Regions from separate parts of the Homo sapiens genome. Here region 1 is linked to region 2. A link is a loop called in an ENCODE intact Hi-C map of the cell type or tissue named here. Cell type or tissue: Caco-2. All regions are shown on one strand. Links, peaks and the distances in the headings refer to the core of each region. The heading gives the core; the rest is flanking DNA.

Region 1 (11,042 bases), core at 1,085-9,084, 160 kb before region 2:
TCCTTCCAAGACTGGATTTTTCCCTTCAAGGTAGCTGTTTCCTTTCTGGCACAGGGTGTGTCTAGAAATGTCATCTGGGAGCCAGGGTGTGGAACTGAGGCCTCATGACTCTGCCTGGTGCCCTAGTCTACTGTGTCTGAGCTGGTATCCAGGATGCAAGACAAAGTCCTCTTTACTATTCTCTCTCCTCTCCTCAAGCAAAAGGAAGGTGTCATTTTTGTTGCTGCAAGCTGCGCTGCCTGGGGTTGTGGGAAAGGCAGTATAAGCATTCCCTTTCCTGTGACATCTGTTGTCACACTAGGTAACTCACTGCCCCAGTCCACTTGTCTAAGCCCAGCACAACATCAGGACTTGCCTAAGAATTGCAGTCCTTGTATCCTAGACTGCTTTTCAAATTTACTTATGACCCCAGAGTACTTTAAACCACAGTGGCAAGGCTTGCCAGAACTGAAGTTCCAACTGCTGGTATGGGCACTTCCCCTTTGCCTAGGTCTGGTCCAAATGCTCCCTTGTGAGAAGGTCCCAGCTGAGTTGAGCATGGTTTTGTTTTCAACTATGACAGAGCAGCACTGAATTCAATGCAAAGTCCCCCATCACTGTGCTCTCCTTCCCCTAAGTACAGATTCTCCGTGCCACGTGGCCACTACTAAGGAAGTGGGGAGGAATGGCATCAGCAATTCAAGAGTGTCTTTTCTACTCTTTTCAGTGCCTCTTTCAGAGATATAAAGTTAAAATTAAGTACTGTGATTGCTCTTCTGATTTTTGGTTCTTAAGAAGATGCTTTTTTGTGTGTGCAAATAGTTGTTAAAATGTGTTTCTGCAGAGATAATCAGTAGTGGAGTCTTGGCTATGGTAAATGTGATTGCATTCTTGATTTGGCTCTCAGCTTGAATGTTATAGGTTTATAGGAATGCTACTGATTTTTGTACATTGATTTTGTATTCTGAAACTTTACTGAAGTTATCAGTTCCAGGAGCCTTACAGTAGAGTCTTTAGCGTTTTCTAGGTATAGAATCATATTGTTAGTGAAGAGAGATAGTTTGACTTCTTACTTAACTATTTAGATGCCTTTTATTTCTTTCTTTTCCTAATTGCTTTGGCAAGAACTTCCAGTACTATGTTGAATAAGAGCAGTGAGACTGGGCATCCTTGTCTTGTTCCAGTTCTCAAGGAGACTGCTCCCAATTTTTAGCTATTCAGTATAATGTTGGCTGTGAATTTGTCACAGAGGGCTCTTACTATTTTGAGGTACGTTCCTTTGATGCCTAGTTTCTTGAGGGTTTTTATCATAAAAGGATGTCGAATATCATCAAAAGTTTTTTCCACATCTATTGAAATGATCATATGGTTTTTTGTTTTTAATTCTATTCATTCGGTAAATCACATTTATTGATTTGTGTATGTTGAACCAACCTTGCATCACAGGAATGAAGCCTAGGTGATCATAGTGAATTAACTTTTTGATGTGCTACTGGATTCATTTTGCTAAGGATATTTGCGTCTGTGTTCATGAGAGATATTGGTCTTCAGTTTTCTTTTTTCATTGTGTCTTTGCCAGGCTTTAACAAAATGGAGATGCTGGTTTGGTAGAATGAGTTACAGAGGAGTCCCTCCCCTTCGATTTTTTTTTTGAGGGGGGCGCGGATAGTTTCAGTAGAATTGGTACCAGCTCTACTTTGTACATCTGTTAGAATTCAACTATAAATCTGTCTGATTCAGAACTTGTTTTTGGTTGGTAGGGTCTTTTTTGTGTTTTGTTTGTTTGTTTGTTTGTTTGTTTGTTTGAGATGGAGTCTTGCTGTCTCGTCCAGGCTGGAGTGCAGTGGCGCGATCTCGGCTCACTGCAAGCTCCGCCTGCCGGGTTCACGCCATTCTCCTGCCTCAGCCTCCCGAGTCGCTGGGACTACAGGCACCCGCCACCACGCCCGGCTAATTGTTTGTATTTTCAGTAGAGACGGGGTTTCACCGTGTTAGCCAGGATGGTCTCGATCTCCTGACCTCGTAATCTGCCCACCTCACCCTCCCAAAGTGTTGGGATTACAGGCTTGAGCCACCGAACCCGGCCTTTGGTAGGTTTATTACTGATTCAATTTTGTAACTCGATATTGGTCTATTCACGGTTTTGATTTTTTGCTGATTCTATCTTGGAAGATGGTATGTTTCCAGGAATTTATCCATTTCCTCTAGGCTTTCTAGTTTGTGTGCATAGCAGTGTTTGTAATAGTCTCTGAGGATCATCTGTATTTCTGTGGGATCAGTTGTAATGCCATCTTTTTCATTTCTAATTGTTCTTATTTGGATCTTCTCTCCTCTTTCTTTTTTAACCTAGCTAATAGCTTAACAATCTTGTTTATACTTTCAAAAACAAACTTTTGATTTTGTTGATTCTTTGTATGAAATTTTAGGTCTCAATTTTGTTCAGTTGTGCTCTTTTAGTTTTCTTCTGCTAGCTTTCAGGTTAGTTTGCTCTTGTTTCTCTAGTTCCTCTAGGTGGGATGTTAGATAATTAATTTGAAATCTTTCTAACTTTTCAAGTTAGGTGTTTAGTGCTATAAACTTTCTTCTTAACACTACTTTTGCTGCATCCCAGAGTTTTGGTATGTTGTGTCTCTGCTTTTATTTCATGAAAGAATTTTTTTAATTTCTTCCCTAATTTTGTTGTTTACCCAAAAGTCATTCAGGATTATGTCGTTTAATTTCCATGTAATTGTATAGTTTTGAGAGTTTTTTGGTATTTATTTCTACTTTTATACCACTGTGTTTTGATAGCATGGTTGATATGATTTACTCTTTTTTTCAACTCAATAGGACTTGCTTTATAGCTGAGCATGTGGTTGATCTTGGAGTATGTTCTGTATGCAGAAGAGAAGAATGTATACCCTGTGGTTGGTGAGTGGATTGTTCTACAGAGGTCTATTAAGTCAAATTGGTCAAGTGTCAAATTTATGTTCAGAATTTCTGTGTTAGTTTTCTGCCTCAATGGTCTAATGCTGTTGCTGAGGTTTTTAAGTCCCCTACTATTATTGTGTTGCTAAGTCTTTTTGTAAGTTTAGAAGTTCTTGTTTTTTGAATCTGTATGTTCCAGTGTTGGGCGCATATATATTTAGGTTAATTAAGTCTCATTGCATTGAACCCTTTAGCATTATGTAATGGCATTTCTTGTTCTTTTTTACTGTTGTTGGTTTAAAGTCTGTTTTATCTGATGTAAGAGTAGTGACCTCTGTTCTTTTTTGCATTCTGTTTTTGTAATAGATATTTCTCCAATCCTTTACTTCTGGCCTATGGGTGTCATTACGTGTCAAGTGGGTCTCTTGAAGATAGCAGATGGATGGTCTTTTTTTAAAATTCGATTTGCTATTCTGTGCCTTTTAAGTATGATATTCAGACCACTTACATTCAAGGTTAATATTGATATGTGAGGCTTTGATCATATCATGAAGTTGTTAGTTCGTTGCTTTGTAGTTTCTATTGTGTGGTTGCTTTATAGGGTCTTTGAACTATGTAATTAAGTGGGTTTGTGTGGCAGCATGCTTTTGTTTCTAAATTTACGACTCCCTTGAATATCTCTTGTAAGGTTTGTCTAGCAGTAATAAATTCCCTTAGTATTTGTTTGTCAGAAAAAGATTTTATATCTCCTTCACTTATGAAGTTTATTTTGGTAAGATATGAAATTATTGGTTGGAATTCCTTTTCTTTAAGAATGCTGAAACTAAGCTTCCAATATCTCCTGGTTTGTGAGGTTTCTGCTGAGAAGTCCACTCTTAGCCTGATGGGGTTCCCTTTGTACATGATCTGATATTTTTCTTTAGCTGCTTTTAAGAGTTTTTTTCTTTAGCATTGATCTTCTGCAGTCCAGTGACTATTTTCCTTGGTGATGTTCATTTTGTACAGTATCTGAAAGACGTTCTATGAATTTCTTATATCTGGATGTCTACCTCTCTAACAAGATTAGGAAAATTTTCTTGAATTATTTCCTCAAGTATGTTTTTTAGGTTGTTTTCTTTTTCTCCATCCCTCTAATGAATTCCAATAATTCATAGGTTTGGTCACTTTACATAATCTCATATTTCTTGAAGACTTTGTGTTTTAAAATTCTTTTGCCTTTTTTTTTTTTTTTTTTTTTTTTGTCTGACTGGGCTAATTCAAAAGACTGGCCTTCAAGCTCTGAAATTCTTTCTTCTGCTTGATCCAGTCTATTGGTAAAGATTTACATTGTATTTTGAAATTCCTTAAGTAAGTTCTTCAATTCCAGAAGCTCTGATTGTTTTCTTTTTAAGATGTTTATCTCTTCTTTTATTTCCTGAATTGCTTTAGAAGTTGTTACTTCATGTTGATTTTCAACCTTGTCTTGGATCTCATTGAGCTTCCTTGCAATTTATGCTTTGAATTCTTATCTGTCATTTCTGGGTATCCACTTTGGTTAGGGAACATTGCTGGAAAGTTAGTGTGATCCTTTGATGATGTCACTACATTCATGTTTTTAATGGTGCCAAAATTCTTACACTGGTCCCTTCTTATTTGGAGACATTGTGGCACTTCTAATTATTGTAATTATTTTCATGTGGGTAAGATTTTTTCTTTTTCTTTCTTTCCCTATAATATTTTTGATATTTTTGGTGGTGTTGTTCTTTCCTTTTCCCTGCTCCAGATAGAGTGTGACTTTAGAGAATGCTGTAGGACTTTGGTTTTGCTTTTCCCTATGCACTTCTGTCCTTGGGTTTTACATTGGGCTGTGCAGTTTGTCCTACAGGCCAGTAGGTGGCCCTTAGGAGTAAGAGCCGGCTGTGGCCAATGCAGCTGGGTATATACTTGATTACTGTTTACTGGGAGATCTCTTGCCTCAGGCAATGGATTGATTCATGAAGTGCACAGTACTCTGAGCTCCCTCCTCATCTCCAGAGAGCTGGAGGGCAAGATGAGCAGGGACAGACTGGGTAGGTCCCCCTACAGGTCCCCTGATGGGAGGCACAGGCAACAGCCCTGAGGGAGAACCCAGAGATGTGCCTAGTTGTGGAGCTGGGAAACCTCCTTGACCCAAGCTCTCTGCATGAGGATGGGGGGCAGCCTAAACTCTTACTCCAAGAGAGTGGGTGCTCCAGAAGCTTGGAGATCTGCCTGGGTGTGGAGTAGAGAGAGCCCCCCTGTACCAGGATCTCTGAACAGGAAGGGTGGAGTGACTCAGGCTGCTATTCCAAATGAGCAGGTCCTTCAGATGCCTGGAGATCTTCTTGAGCATGAAGCAGAAAGAGACCCCCTGCACCTGTGTCTCTGCACAGGAAGGGTGGGCCATCTCAGGCTGCCAATCCAGGCAAGCAGGTGCTTTACATGCTTGGAGATCTACTCACCTGGAACAGAGGGGGCCTCGATATGCCATGACCTACGCCGGGAAGGGTGCTTATGCTGCTGTTCCAGGCAAGCAGTTGCTCCCAATGCCTGGAGATCTGCCTGGGCATGAAGCAGAGTGTCCTCCCACCCCATACCTGTTATCTGCACAAGAGGGTGGGCGGCTCAGTCTGCCAATCCAGGCAAGCAGGTGCTTTGAATGCCTAAAGATCTGCTTGGATGTGGAGTAGAGAGGGCCTCACTGCACTATGATCTATGTTGAGGGAGGGTGGGGCAGCTTAGGCTGCTAAACCAGATGAGTGGGTGGTCTGAATGCCTAGAAATCTGTCTGGGCATGAAGCAGAGAGGGCTTTCCTGTACAGAAGCTCTGTGCAAAAAGATTGAGTCAACTCAGGCTGCTAGACCATGCAAGCCAGTGCTCCAAATGCCTGGAGATCTACCTCCCTGTGGAGAAGAGAGGGCCCCCCTGGTCCATAACCTATGTACAGGAAGGGTGGGACAGCTCAGGCTACTGATCCAGGCAAGGAGGTGCTCTGAATACCTGGAGATCTGCCTGGGCATAGAGCAAAGATGGCCCCACTGCACCACAATCTATGTCTATGAAAAGACGGGCAGCCCAAGCTGCTGGTCCAGGCTGGCAGGTACTCCAAATGCCTGTATTTCTGCCTGGAGGTGAAGTGGAGTGGGTCCTGCTGCACCACGACCTTAGGGGAGCAGCCTGGGGAACCCAGCAATGACACACACAGACTGGTTCCAGGTGACCTGGAACTGCACATCTGGCCCTGGCTGCACATCTCATCTAGGAAAAACTGCTGCTGTAGCAGCTCTCCTCCCACCCCAGGCTTATGACAGGGAGAGCACAATTCCACAACCTACCGCTGAGGCACTTTCCACAGTTCTGTCTATGGAGGCCCCTACCACACTCCAGAGCAGACATTCCAATCTCTGGCCCAAGACAAATGTCTGCGTGGCCATACTGCTGAGGCACCAAAGAATGGCTGACTTTGTATCAGCCTGGATTAAAAGTGGCCTTCTGCTTTTGGTCCTAAATCTTGGAAATTGCCTGTAGCTTTTCCTGGTGTGTTTCCCTCACAGCATTTCCAAGCCTCTCCCCAAGTTAGCTTCAAGACTTGGGAGAAATGAAGTGTTCTCCCTTGGCCTAGGTCACTCAGCTCTCCCTGTAAGTCACAGAGGGAGGTTCTCTGCCTCTTTTGCATATGGGGGCTTCACTCACTTCACTCACTCCTCCCCGGGATCTGGGATGTCCTTCATAATTCTGGTGGGTTCCTACATTCCTTCTTGAATTAAAGCTTAGGGAGTTTATCTTTATGCACTATCTTGCTATTTCCAAGTGGCTGAGGCACACTAAAAGCCTCTAATCTGCCATCTTGAAAAAATAAAACAAACTAATCTTTGATCTTGATGCTGTGATTGGGTAAGACTTGTGTTGTCTTCCTTGGACAGGGAAGTAAGTATATTTTGCCTGTGGAGGGAAGGGAAGTGAATATTTGTGACAAAAAAAAACTTGGACTGAAGTCAACTGCATTATTGTTCTCAAATATTCACACTCCACTCTTTACTCCTATGAGTGGAATAACTGCCTTGCTTCACTGATGTTGGTCTTACCTGCGGGACTCACTTTGGCTTACAGAATGGGATCAGATGTTGGTCTTACCTACAGGACTCACTTTTGGCTTACAGAATGGGATCAGAGGTTCAACTCAGCATTTCCGGCTCTTCTTCTTTGCTGTAAAATAGGGATGTCCCACACAGGAACTCTTCCTGCAATCTGGTGCCAGAATGAAACACACCCCTCAGGCATGAGCTGAGGCACCACTAACCTAGAGCCTTCATTTCACGAGAATGTGAAATAAATATTTGGGGTTTTAAACTACTGAGATTTGGGTGGCCTTATTAACCCAGCATAACCTATCAGAGCTGGTTAATACAATCAGTTCTAAAATCAATTTGGCAACATCTAGTTAATTTGAAGATGTACATAGTTTATAATCTACTAATTCCACTTACAGTTATATACTCTAGAAAAACTTTTATACATGGGCACAAAAAGATATACACAAGGTTGTTATTGAAATGTTTGCAAGAACTAAACATGTAAATAATCTAAATATCTATCAATAAGAAGTATATACATTTAGTATATACATGGGATACTATACAAAATTTTAAATGATTAAATTGGGTATAATAAAATTAATACCAATATTTAAAGCAATGTGTAAAAAAATCATGTTGCCAAAGTATAGGTGTGATACCACTTGTAGTAAAGTTGTAAACACAAAAAAGTTATAAATATTATTGAAATACACACACAAGTTATATATATTATTGAAATACACACACACACACACACACACACACACACATATATATAGGAAACATAAATGGCAAGGGCATACCAAACTCAAGACAGTAGTTGCCTTTGCAGAGAGAAGGATAAATGAGATCAGGAAAGGATTTAAAGAAGACTTCAAATATGTCAATTTTCTCTTTCATATATCCGAAATCCCAATTGGCAAAATGTCAACACTCGTTAAATCCAGGTGTGTGGTAGCTATTTTTTCTGATTATTTCTATATGTTCCATTAGAACAATCTTTGTTTAATCTGATGCCCATTTCAATTCATACTCTTTTGAAATATGTCTTCCCCAAATAATTCTTTAGCTGCTTGTATATATATTCTACTTTCACTATACTATTAACATTAAAGACAAGTTCTACTTGTTATACTGGGCAGTGAGGCAACATGATATAATGAAAATATTGTGCACTCTGGACTCAGGGAAGCTTAGGCCAGATTCTTGGTTTGAACAAGCTGCAAATATCTAAACTCTCTGTGGTTTGGTTACTATCCTACAATGTCATAATTAAGACAAAGTCATTGCTATATCAAAAGCACTTAATAAATAAAAATGATTGGGTGATAATAATGATATCTAATTTATATTGAATGTTTTCTTTATTCTGTGAACTCTTTCAATCACTTAAATTGTATTCTTAATGCCTCTCTGCCCAACATTTATTCCCATTTTACAGATGAGGAAACTGAAGAGGTGAAAACTTATTCATCTGAGTTTTTACTTTACTCAATACTTGTTGTATTAATTCTTATAATATCCTACATGGCCCTAAAATGGTAAAGAAATGAGTAGAACTTCCTGGAAAAAGGAACCTATATTACAATAACAACCCAACTTATGCACATTTATCTTAATACCTGAGCACTCAAAAAACATCTATTCAAAGATATCCTTGGCATAAAGATGTTATCTGCCGTTCCCTGTGTGTTTTCCAAGCCAATTTATGGTCTCCTATGCATCCTAGTGTTTCAACAAATACAAACCAACAGATTAATTATACATTGATGTGGGATAAAAGGTGAAATTATATTTCTTTATCCTATAAAAGGTGAACATAACTTCGCCTTTTATCCTATATGTTCTTGAGGAGAAAGCAGACAAAAGCAAATTTGGGGGGCTAACAAAATGAACTTTAGGCTTATTATTTTCTCTTTTGTCCAGTTTTAAATCTTACTTTAGCACATTGCAGTGACAAAAGCCCACCAAAGATTTGTCATTTCAGCACACAAAAAAAGTCTAAGATATTCACTTCAATTTATTTGAGCTACTTTATATCCCACATTTATGATTTGTCTTCACACCTAGTCTGTTTAACTTCGCACATAATTCCTTCATGGGATGGTAATTTGTAATATAATGACTAGATTATATTAACCTTCAAGTCATTCAATAAAAATGATGTTTGAAAAACAAAATGTCTTAGTATCCTCCAAGGGCCCTCTATTCCTGGTTGAATTTTAAAATCATTTCAAGCCTGATGTTGTCTTTATATCTCTCTAGTCCAGGCTAAACCCTATGTAAATAGTTTTGAAGGTTTAGGTTCACTTGTTTTGCTTACAGAAGAAAAATAAATGCAGTTTCACTGTAGCTGAATTTTATTAGCATTTTCACATGAATCAAAAAATTACAACTTATTGGGATATTCAATCAGTAATGTGGCATTTCTGACACATATTCACTTGATTATTTCATTTAGGTAAAAATACTTCAGGCAAAGCAATAGTTCCAACCTAAGAAAGTTAAAAACTTTCTGCATTAAATCATTTAATTAAAATGTGTTTATGTTTATCTCTGCAGTGAATAATTTGGCAGAATTTTTAATACCAACAGAAAAATGGATCATGATGAAGTATGATTTAAAATATTTTAGAAACTTAGAAAAAATAAAAAATGAAAACTTGTTATTTCTTGCCAACTCATTGGCTCCAACAAAACCAGTAATAGCCACCATCAGTTTTATCAAAGACCACATTTTCAATTTTAGTACCTTATAGTTACTAATGAAAGGAATAAACTAGTACCTTCTAAAAACCTTCATACTATCTGGCCTAGAATTTGTATTTCAGTAGATGCAAATAAGTCAAGGAACAGGGAATCTGCAAAGCAGACAAGTAATTAAAACAGGAAAAAGAAAAAGAACAATTCAAACAAGTTTGATTAAAATCATGCCAAAGGGAAATGAGGCTTTGGATTATAAGGAGGAGCTGAAAGGTATTTCTAGATCACTGTTTCTGTCTCTGGTACTTGAATGTGGATGGGGAATCTAATGATAGCTATGTTCTTTTCTTAGAAATTACCCTTGTTTGGAGAACTTCAAAAAATTATCAGATGAGAACTCACAGAAGGTAAGTAAAGGGAAAAACCAATAGCTCCATTACCTCAAAAGAGAACTCCACTGGACAATTTGAGAAAATTGAAGACTGTGCCAGCTAATTCATTTCTCTAAATTCAGCAGTAATAGGCAGCTGAAAAAGAATTATAATCTAGGACTACCTGTTTCAAATAGCCATATGTTTTTTAATATCTCTGAGATTCTCCTTAGCCATTTTGTGATACGAGTTTTATTTTAAGGTGGCTCAAATTCTCTTAATAAGTAGAAAATAATGACAAATGAGCACACTCCAAATTCAGTCTTTTATCATTTTAATTAAATATGTCAGTGGCCTTTCCTGTTAGCAGAAAAATATGAAATGTATGTGGGGAATAAATCAAGAAAACTTTCATGGATATTGTGGAGCAACTTAGTTCTTTATGTTTGCTTCAAATCCATGTGGAAATAGATAAGGCACAAATACTGAATAAGTTAATTTATCTGAAGCTTATAACAATGTCAAATATATTACTTTTATAAGGGATCTTTCTGAAACAACACATTAAAATACCATCTGAAATTGGTTTCTCTAGACCCTGACTAGCCATCTTCTTACATATTTTACTCCAAAACCTTTTTCTGTACAACATGCGATTGTTTCTCTCTCTTTTAAAATATATTAGGATCTGAGAAAAGAAATATATTTTGACTCAGATATACTACAGATTGAAGGCCTCCAATCTGGTCAACATAATCCACCATATTAAATGTTCAAGTTTAATTGGCTTGTCTCATTAAGGATAATTAGTTAAGGCTATAAATGACTTACCTCACTAAGGATGAACAGTTAAGGCTATAATTAAATCCCCATTCCTGTGGCCAGGTCTTAGGAAAACATAACCAAAAGACAGCTAAGCCCCTCAATTCCAGTGTAAAGGGCCTGATGCAGAGGAAGAGGGAAAAGCTTGTCTTCAGTGCTGGTTTGCTGAGTATGTGTGTATTCACA
Region 2 (11,042 bases), core at 1,335-9,334:
GCCGAGTGCATTGCATAAAGTAGGGGCACAGTATATTTGTCAAAAGAAATAATGATCATAGGTGGGAGGGAAGATGATGAAGAGAAGTGAGTTAAAGGGTACCAACAAACAGAAAAATATAAGGAATAAATTCAATATTTGATAGCAGAGTAGGATGACTATACTTAAAAAATGTATTGTGCTAGGGCAATGGAACCTTTAAATACCCTGACTTGAACATTATGAATTATATTCATATGAAAATTTTCTCATGTACCCCATAATTTGCACAAATAAAAAAAAGGACCATGGTAGAAAAAAAGAAATAATAAAGATCGTAAGACACTTAGAAGTTATAGGGGATTGACAGTCATCTGGATCCAACTTTAACAAAAATCACTACATTCATAGTGTTTGACCTCGCAGCCTTCGATCATCCTTACTTAAATAAAGAGACATCCAGCCTCCTGCTGCTTGCCCAGTTCCTAGTTCCACATCAATCTGTCTTTGTCTCAAACATATCCAGAGTTTCCCCACCCCCGCCCCCGCCAGTTTTCCCCCACCCCCACCAATTTTCTGGCTATCAGAGAGGGCTCAGCTCTCTATTCTTGATATATGACTGTGGTCTACCCTACTCAGGGAGACCACATAAGCTTTTCCAAAAGATAGACCTCTTCCCAAGTTCTGGAACTTGACCTCAACAATGTATAGATAGAAATGATTACATAAACACCACAGATGCCCTGTTCTTCCTTCCTACCATAAATATTTTTAGAATCAGGTTATAATTAAATGTATATGTCATCCAGATAGACTAATAATATGGTGCCCCCACAAAACAACATTTTGCAAATATTTATCCAACATGTTTTAGTGCTAGCAGGATTAGTGCCATCAAGAAATAATTTTTATAGCACTGCCATTTGTTTTCTTAATTTCTCCTTGAGGGAACTTCCTATGTTAGCAGGAATAAGACTTGGAAGTCTTCTGAAAATAGTAACCGTATAAGCAAAAGAAACGTGATGAATCTTCTTGGCATCTTTTCTAAGAGGTCAGACTTCATGTACTCCATGAAAGAGGTACAATGGGTTTAAGGAAATAACATCCTGAAATAAAATGTCAAGAAAGGAAAGAAGCAAAATAAGAGGATTACAGAAAAAACAAATACTTGATAACACTTGTAATTCATGTTGAAAAAAGAAAAGATCTGAATTAACATTAGAAAACCCTGAGAACATGAGAGAGAGGACAAAACTGAGACATATTTTAAAGCACAGAGAATAATGATAAAGAAATAAAAACCAATAAGGACAGAGAAGAGAGAATCAAACTAAGAATTCTATTTTTCTCTCAGGAAGAGACCAAAACAACTGACAAAATTCAAACTTATAAATAAAGAAGTATCTAAATTTTGAAGATTCTTCGGGGTCACAGATGAAACAGTTCACTTCATTCCTGGGAAAATAAATCCATAATTAGACACTCCTGGGTAAATTTTTAACATTAAAATAATAAAGAAAACAATCATAAACTTTCAGGATAATGGGGTAGAGGGAGAAGGGAAAATTACAGATTAGCCTCACTTTTATAATGTTAAATTTAAAAAAAAAAATCTACAGCTTTTGAACAAAAACAAATTTTATAACCAACCAAGTTGTTTTCCTGAAGAAAAACACTAAAAAGACACAAATATGCATGAACTCAGAAAACATTTCACAAATATCTGTGTTAAAAATACTCATTGAATATACACTGGCCAAAAATGAGATAAATCAAAGTAATAAACATTAATATTAGAAAATTATATATTAAAAGACTGGCGAGTCGTTGCTGAAATTGAACTCCAAATTCAGGAACTTAATCGGATAATATGTGCTGAAACAGATTCTGCCTTCTGTGGATAAATTATGGTCCTGCTTTCCCTGAGTTTCTCTTTTATTCATTCATTGAACAAGTATGAAGCACCTCCTTTGTGCCAGGCCCTGTTGGCCCCTAGAGATACAGTGATAATACAGTAAATAAGATAGTTGTAACCTCTTCTTTAAGTCATTCTGCAGTCTAATTTTTTCAGTTCTGTCCCTTTTCTAGCAGAAATAATTATTGAGCCACATTCTTCACCCCCAATTTAGCAAGAATTTCTTCTCAAATATGAGGTCTTCTTAGAATAATAACAAGTGTTATAGTCCAGCATTTTAAGAACAACAATTAAATTATTTTATAGTTGGGACACTGTGCCAGAAGAATTATTTTACAAAAGGTCTTTTGTTTCCCCTCCACAAAAGCAGAATTGCGCAGAGCAACATAATAGCCATTTTTATTGCCAAGAAATTTAAATAATGATTTTTTCCCACTTTAAACATCACGTTTAATTGCCAGGTGCTGTGGCTCATGCCGGTAATCCCAACACTTTGAGAGGCCGAGGTGGCCAGATCACCTGAGGTCAGGAGTTTGAGACCAGCCTGGCCAACATGGTGAAACCATCTGTACTAAAAATACAAAAATTAGCCAGGTGTAGTGGCGAATACCCATAATCCCAGCTACTTGGGAGGCTGAGGCAGGAGAATTGCTTGAACCCGGGAGGTGGAGGTTGCAGTGAGCTGAGATCACACCATTGCACTCTAGCCTGGACAACAAGAGTGAAACTCTGTCTCAAAAAAAAAAAAAAAATCACACTTAATGAACAGAATCCCTTGGGCTCTGTAAGTGGAAAAAATGCAGATATTATTTGTCTCCATGCCCATTTTCACATTGCCTCACATTTAGGACTTGGGTTGTTTCTGTGTTGACTATACTTTAAAGTAAGCCCTTATAGCAAGTAAACACATGAAAATGGTAATGGATGTTATTAAAGGACTTAACTGAACTTGGCTTCATTGCCCCTTCATTTTAGGGTCCTTTCTCCTTTCAAAAAGATGTTGGTTCTAAGGCCTTGGATATTTTAACTCAATATTCTTTCTCTCTCCCAAGCTTGCTTTGCCAGTACTTCAGACCTAAGTAAGTGAAATTGAAATACCAGAATAGTACATTACAGAGTGTTCCAATACTTTTGTTTGTTTGTTTTTGTTTTTGTTTTTGAGACGGAGTCTCACTCTGTCACCCAGGCTGGAGTGTAGTGGGATCAGGTTGGCTCACTGCAGCCTCCATCTCCTGGGTTCAAGCAATTCTGCCTCAGCTTCCTGAGTAGCTGGGATTACAGGCGCCCACTACCACGCCCAGCTAATTTTTTTATGTTTTTAGTAGAGACGGGGTTTCACCATGTTCGCCAGGCTGGTCTTGAACTCTTGACCTCAGGTGATCCACCTGCCTCGGCCTCCTAAAGCGCTGGAATTAGAGGCGTGAGCCACCGTGCCCGGCCTCCTCCAATACTTAACATAAAATCAGTACTGCATAAAGGGAAGATTATTTTCAAAGTTTAATTCTATTTCACAAATCTCTTTTCCTCTTGGATTAATTAGACTGAACAAATATTTTTGTGTCAAAAGTTTAAATAAATAAAGTATGTCTAATCTACTCAATATGAAATATTCTTCTGCCATTAAAGATGATGTTTATACAGAACTTGCAACAATATGGAATCTCAGAAAATGGATTAGGTTGGTTGTGAGGGGAGCTATAATAGTCACGGTTTGGTCAGAGAAGCAAATCCACTAGGAAATATACATAAAATGCATTTACTATGGGAATTTTTCCCTACCCAGTTGTAGGATCTAGTTAAACAATCTATGTGACTCCTTTGTCTCTGTATCTAGTGCCTTAAGTCCACAGGGTGGGGCAGTTGGGAAAGAAAGATGGACACAAAGAGGAAAGAGCAAGGGCAAACAGGAACCTGCTGTCAGGCTAGGATATTCCCCTACTTGCAAGCTGAAAGATTCACCTTCTATTGTTTTATGAATGTTGGCAGAAGACATAAGACACCTGGATCACAGATGAAGTACTTTGTTACTCACAATACAGCAAATGGCATGAACATCATGCTTGTCATAGTCCCCTTTGCTCCCCAAGTCCCACAGGGGCTTTACAGAAAATCTCAGATGGATACTGCACATGCAGCATATCTGTATCACAGCTGAGAAACACTGAGTTTGGAGAATCCATTACTTCTGTAATAAGCAGTAAGTAGTTTGTTCTTTGTCACAGTGGGAGATACGTCATCTTCAGCATTCTTGCTATAAACACAACCTTGAGAAATGACCAAATAAAAGGAGGCTTAAATTCTTGGCACATTCAACAAGAACACAAAGGCATGCTCACAGCGCATGGTGGATTGCCTCTTCCAATACCTCTGAGGCTGAGCTGAAACTCATGAAAGATGGATTGGAACCTTCCCTTATTTCTCACCACTTCCAAGTCTCCAACTTTGATGATGGGTGTGTCCTGCAGGGAAGACCAGTGTTTTTTCATCATAAAGTGAAATACACGTCTGGTCCAGGAGTTGGGGAGGCTGAAGGAGAATAAAGCAGGAGCTGCAGTAGATGCAGGTCCAACTATGGTACAATACTGACCAGGTGAGCCTGGTCTGTTTACAGTTCCATTTAGGTTATAGTTCACAGTGTACAGAAAAACCTTTAGGCCGAACTTAACATACGTAAGGAGGCAGCTTTAGGCTAAACTTGATTTAACACTGGGAACTGAAGGAACAATAGAAACCACACTATCCATGTTGTTTTGGAGGGCTCAAAGAACACCTCCCAGTTCAGTGATACTCTAGGAAGCCTCAAAGGTCCTCGTATAAAGTCACAGTGAAGAGCTATTACAGCAAAAGGGCCTAAAGCAAAATCAGCAGAGGAAAAGTCCCATGGGGCAAAGTCCAGAGGAGGCCACACACAAGCTTCCAAGAGCCCTCTTCCAGTGGATTCCTATGGGACACACTTATTATCCCAGCAATAAGTTAAAGGAAGATCGTTAGAGATTCACTTCTCAAGATTTTTATTGGGGGCCGGTTGTGTAGGCACTCTCTGCTTAACATATATCAAAATTCCGAACTCCCAGAAGGAAAGCAAGAGTTCCACATAATTCATATTGTTTGAACAATTTACGCACAGTGAGCTTCTCTTATCAGTTCTGGTCATGATGAAAACCCTCTCGAAACCCGAATTTCCAGATGCCATCCAAAGGCCAATCTTTCAAGCAGGCATTTCTAAGACTAGCAGTCCCAAACCTGCTGTGTGAACTCTTTTTTTTACACACTTGTCTTCATATGACAACAATCGTGACTCCATTGAAACTCTTGCTTTGTTCTCTTTATATGAGTGTAGAAATATGTTCTTCTGTTTGTTTTTTAAAAACTCATAAAAACAAAACACCTTTTCCCATTTCCATTTTCTGTGGAAAGGATTTTCTTCTAAGCTCTCCTCTTAACCTCCCCTCTTCCCTTTATTTACACTGGCCCTAGAAAGGTGGAGTCAGTTGGGTTAACTGATTGCTAAATTTGGAAAGAATAACTGAGGGTGTTTGACTCAATTCACCCTTAGGATTGTCCTGGCTTCAGGGAACTCATGTTCCTCTGATATTCCAGGAGTCTGACCCTTCAAAGAGAGGCCTACTGTGCTAGTATTGCTGGCACACTCAATGTTAGCAATATTCAATGTTCAATCAATATTCAATATTAGCAACCCATATGGCAGACCAAGAGCCCTTATCCCAACAGTAAAGATAATTTTTGGACCTCCTCTGCCTTATTTTTTGTTTTAGTTTATTAACTTGATCAGAACCAAGTGGGGAGGGGTGTTTCTGTACATGGAGTCCCTTCAGAGGCTCCAACAAACAACAGGAAGAACTATTTTGAAAATGGTAAAACATTACTTATTAGAGTGGTATTTTTTTCTTTCTCTATATCCTCAATTTTCTAAAATATTATCCTATTACTTTCACAATTTTTAAAAATTATTTTTATAGCCAACTGAAAATTATATGCTCAAAAGTTCTTGCTGTCTTTAAAGTCAGAAAGGAGCTATAGCTGATTCTTACATAACGAAGTCATGGGGAGAACTACCTTTATACATACACACGGTTAAGTTGTGATTTATCTGAGGGCTTTGCAGAATCAACAACTGTGGAAAAGTCACAAGAATCACAGTGAAAATCTCTTAAATCATGATTGCATAAGATAAAGGATATATTTGCTCTAGATGGGTAACTCTGAATTATACAATGTTATGGATAAATGTATAATCTATACAGCAATGTCGAGTATATTTTAAAGAATAAGCATGCAAAATATAATGTTGTAGCTTCTCCAGCAGTTTGCACATTTGAAGTTGAAGCAGATTTTTCGATGTTTATGCCCACCTTAGTTGGCTTTCAATTCCTTTGTACCTCTCTTCAGCAGAAAATCTGAAAGTAAAAACTTTTGTAATTGGGTCACCTTTTTGGTTCAATTTTACAACCAAAAGCCTTTCCAACCTCTTACCTAATGCTTTTTTATTCAGCTTAGTATTTATTAGAGTTCTTAATGTCAAGATTTGATAAAGTTCTCTCTTTCAAGATGCCTATTTTTCTGAGCTTTGCAACAAATTGCTATTTATTCACATGACACCATGTTTCATGAAAAGTGTATTATCATTAAACATTATTAGAATCCGACACTTTGTGGTGGGATGCTCAGGCTATGAGAAGCAAGAGGGAATGGATGTCTCCACCCTCTCTCACTACAGGTAAAGAAATCTGAAGTGCAATGTTATACTAACTACCCAAATTTTCTCTCTCCAATATTTCTCTCGCTTTCTCTCTATCTCTGTCTCTTCATCTCTCTTCTATTCTCTCCCCCCGCCCCAATTACATTTGCATTGGCTAAAGTGTATGGTGCTATTTCCTTAATAGAGTTAGCAGTGGAAGAATTAAACTGCTTTCTTAGGCGGGGTGCAGTGGCTCATGCCTGTAATCCCAGCACTTTGGGAGGCCGAAGCCGGCAGATCACTTAAGGCCAGGAGTTTGAGACCAGCCTGGGCAACATGGTGAAACCCTGTATCTACTAAAAATACCAAAATTATCCAGGTATGGTGGTGCTTCTTACTAGGACTTTCATCCATATGTTTGGTATCACAACTATTTCATACTTTATTTTCTTATGCATTGACAGAATGAAACACAAGATGTGTATTGGTCAGAACTCATGGTTACTATTAGTTTCTTTTAAGATAGTTAAACTAGTTTACCTACCTTAAACAAGTTTCTTTCTTTGTGTCAAGGACACTTTCTTTGTGTCAAATACAGTGTCAAAGATGAAATTACCAGAATATGGGGATAATGAAGTCTAAACAAAAATAAGATAATTATTAAAACATGAAATGGATACCCTTCTCACCTTCCTCTTCACCAGATAATCAGGAAGGTGAATACAGTAAACACCTCTTTGATGGCTACCTATGGAGGTGGGTATCCAACAGCCATGACTGTTCTTAGTAACTTTACTGCACAGCTATAGCTTATTGATGCAGGAATGGTCAGCTAACACAAGCTGGACCACTCAAATACTGTCATTTCCAATATTTGAAATTTTGAACTGAAAGACAGAGACAGGGAATTGTTGGAATGGAGTTATAGTAATGGCAACACATAAGGGATGAAAAATTCATGTATTCCTGCTGCTAAGTTCCCAAAATATACTCAGCTGTTTTCCATCATACTCAAGATTTAGTTGTTATTTCCCCTAATTCTTTGAGATGAATCAGTGTTGGTTGTTCATCCAACAGTCATTTTCTTCCCTACCTCTTCCTTGATAACAGAAGCCCTAATTGGTCATTTGTCTAGGAGTCACTGGGCCCCTTCCCAGACCCAAGGCAGTGAAGTTAAAGCCAGGTATGAAGAGTCTCATTCTCCTTACCACTGATTGGTTTATGCACAGGTACGCTACAGAGCTTGGGATAAAGTCAACTTTGTATCACCCAAGCTTTTTATCATCCCCTTCCCCCCTTATCTGGATATCGTCATATCTGCACATGATTCCTGGAACACCTAGAGGCATCTTAAAGCCACAAGGAGAGACTCGCCAACAGGCTGTGGTTAGAGAGAACAGCTAGACAAAAGGTACCTGAGTCTCTGATTGAGCTACTGAATTAGCCAACTCTGGGACCTCTGGGCTTCTTGTTACTTGAGATAATGAAGGTCCATATTATTTAAGCCAGATGTAATTGTGTTTTTGTTTACTTTGGGGTTAAATAAAACCAAGTGATATATCCAATATACTCACGATCAATTTCTTTTTTATACAAAGTACCTGAGTTTATTTCTGCTACTTGCTACCAAAGACTATAAACCAGTAGATTGTGGAACTGTGTGTTCCAGGTTTTACCAGGCTGCATGAACAAATGAGGTCACCTTTACATTAGTACTCCAAACACTGATGCTCTCACCCCACACCTGCTTGAGTAGCAGAAAATTCCATGTTTTATTTATATGTTTCTCCTTAAAGGTTTTCAAAAATCTCATGGAAATTCTTAGACTTGCTAAAGATTTACTAGTTACTTGTTTGTTTTTCATTATAATTTTATCAAATAAGCATGTGTTACTAAAATTATTATTTTAATTTTGTCTCTTCTTTAAAGTTTATATAAATTAAATCATAATATATGTATTTTATATCTTGATTCTTTTTTCACTCAACAATGTATATGCAAGATTTATTCACATTATTTGGTGGAGCTGGAGTTTATTTCATTGCTGAATATTCCATTAAATGATATGTAATAATTTAATTTATCCATTCTACTCTAGATATAGACATGGGTTATATCCAATATTTTTCTTGAATATTTTCTGTCCATGGTAGAATTACACTGTCTTTAAAACTGTATATTCTATTTTCATCACTTAACATTTTAGCATAAGCGTTTTTGTGTTGTTAAATTCTATTCCTAAAGATTATCTCTAACAGCTGTATAACACTTCATTATGTGTACATACTATAATTTATTTAACCATTTCCCTAGGGTTTTCATTTAGATTGTCTTCAATTATTTGTTACTATGAATAATGTTATAGTGAACATTTTTTACACAGATTTATATCTGCATTTCAAAGCATTTCCTTAGGTCATTTCCAAAAACTAGAATTACCATGTCAAGCAGTATAAATATTTTAAATCAAATTTCCCTGCAGAAGGGTTGGACTCATTTATTCTTTCATGAGGAAGAAATGAGAGTGCCTATTTCACCTCATCCTTACAAGCACTAAATATGCTTGCATGTTGTTCCCTCTCTCTCCTCCCCTCTCTCATCTCCTTCAAGGGTTTTGATACAAACCTTGATCACTACTTGGTCAGGTACCAAAAAAGGACTTTTTATGTATAAGAAATTCTAGATGAATTAGACCTTCAAAAAGAAAAAGCATTCAACAATAATAAATAAAAATATCCCTGGATTTTTAAAGAGAAAAATAGAAGAGGAAGGAGAATAAAACTGTGGCCGAAACTAACTAGACGCTCACCAAACACACGTTCTCTTCTAAGCACACAACAAAATTACATTAACTAGTCTCCCTTACATTTGTGTCTATAACAGAGTTCTAGCTAATGGAAAATGGGGAGAAGTGGTGCATGCCAACAAAACTTCCCATACATCACCCTACTTTCTCCATCTATAGGCTAAATGGAGAAAATTCTAAGGACATAGAGGACAGAGCCATAAAAAGAAAGGAGACTTAGTCCCTAAATGATTACATGAAATTCCCTAAATGATCACATAAAATTCCTCCCATCCAGAAATACTCACACTGAAATGAGTGAGGAATAGATTTGATAAGGTTAAGTGTCTGAGAATTCTGGATTTAGATATTAACAGCAGCTGGAATTGTTTATCTTAACTATCACAAAATATTTATTGAATAATTACTATATTCTAGGTGCTTTGTTAGATGTGTTACTTATGTTTCCCTGTTTAATCATTATAGCAATTTTATGCAGAAGTTCTTATTAGTACCATCTTGAAAATAAGTGATTTTCCCAATTAAAGACAAGTGATTTGCCCAAGAGGGAAGAGTCAGAATTTAAATCTGAGTTCCTCTGATGGCAAAGGCCATGCTCATCACACTATCTCATGCTTGCTGTAAGTGTTTTATATACAGAGGCTGTATAAAACACATAGGGACTATGGTGCATTCATTCAACAATCAATCATTGAATGCACACAGGATCTTTTTTTTTTTACATATGTAATGGGGCCTACATCTTCTCATCTCTAACTTATATCTCTTATAAATATAGAAATTGAAACTTAGTCATTTATATTTAGCTAATGTCATAATAAATTTTTTCATATTTTAAATATCAAGGCCATGTATTTACATGTTTTGAGTAGAGGAAAGTGAGGTGGGGCCATAGAAGGGCAGTAGAGAGATTCCTTCTCGATGATTTTGGGCCTGCATCCCGTTTCCAAGTCCCATGAGGTGCCTGGAATGTGGCAAGGCCTTTGACGCAGTGGCTGATGGAAAGCAATAGGGGATGGGGAATGTTGTAGAGCTGCCTCTTAAGTGAACCACACAGCAAGTCACTACAGTGGACTGTTCAAATCACTATGGCATGTTTTAGGCTGCCTGTGCCTCAATAATAACCTACACAAATTTAGCAATCCTGTTCCTAAAGAGAAAATAATCTGTGAATACACACCTTAAAGCTCCAAATTTACAGAGCAATGTCTATCATCAAAAATTAATTTTAGGTATCTTCCTTTTAATTAGCTTCAGCTAATTAGCTGCTAAACTGTACACTACAGATGCTTCAAATTTGCCCCACAACACTAAGATGAAGACATTTCATGCTATTATCTCTTTTTAAAAATCACATCATGTCAGAATCTAAATTCCTCATCTTTCATATTAATAAAATATTTCCCCAAACTTTATCATGCTTTGTGAGTCACCCCCCCTTCCTCGATATCACAAAAGAAATTGGTGGAGCTTACACAATCTCGTTATATATATATATAAAGGGCTTCTAAGGTAACCAGTTCATCTTTGCTCTCTGAAAAGATACAAGTTTAGATGATTCACTTGAAGGAGCAGCTCCAGAACACTCCCATTCCTCAGTCCCTACTGCCCAAATCAGTGACCACATCAAAGACCTTGCCATC

Evidence for each region. A loop is a pair of places that touch in the nucleus more often than their neighbours do. Peaks named below come from ENCODE experiments on the same cell type or tissue, not always from the same donor. Only the 100,000 strongest peaks of a DNase experiment are listed, where the experiment ranks them.
Region 1: a loop joins it to region 2, with 2.3 times the contacts of the local background. A loop is called at or near these places in 45 of 110 quality-filtered maps.

Annotation. Positions count from the first base shown.
Region 1 is chr4:121,479,976-121,491,017 of GRCh38, forward strand. It overlaps LOC107986309 (a long non-coding RNA gene), which reads left to right. Exons shown (of 3, transcript XR_001741806.2): 2 at 10,016-10,070. Among named protein-coding and RNA genes, the nearest start is that of QRFPR, 100 kb to the left of the region's middle. In Caco-2, for the core only: a CTCF peak has its summit at 4,770 (motif pointing right); no DNase peak of the experiment used is centred there.
Region 2 is chr4:121,638,307-121,649,348 of GRCh38, forward strand. LOC105377402 (a long non-coding RNA gene) reads right to left here. Exons shown (of 3, transcript XR_939167.3): 3 at 4,889-6,312. Among named protein-coding and RNA genes, the nearest start is that of ANXA5, 53 kb to the right of the region's middle. In Caco-2, for the core only: no CTCF peak of the experiment used is centred there; DNase peaks (open chromatin) are centred at 4,785 and 5,085.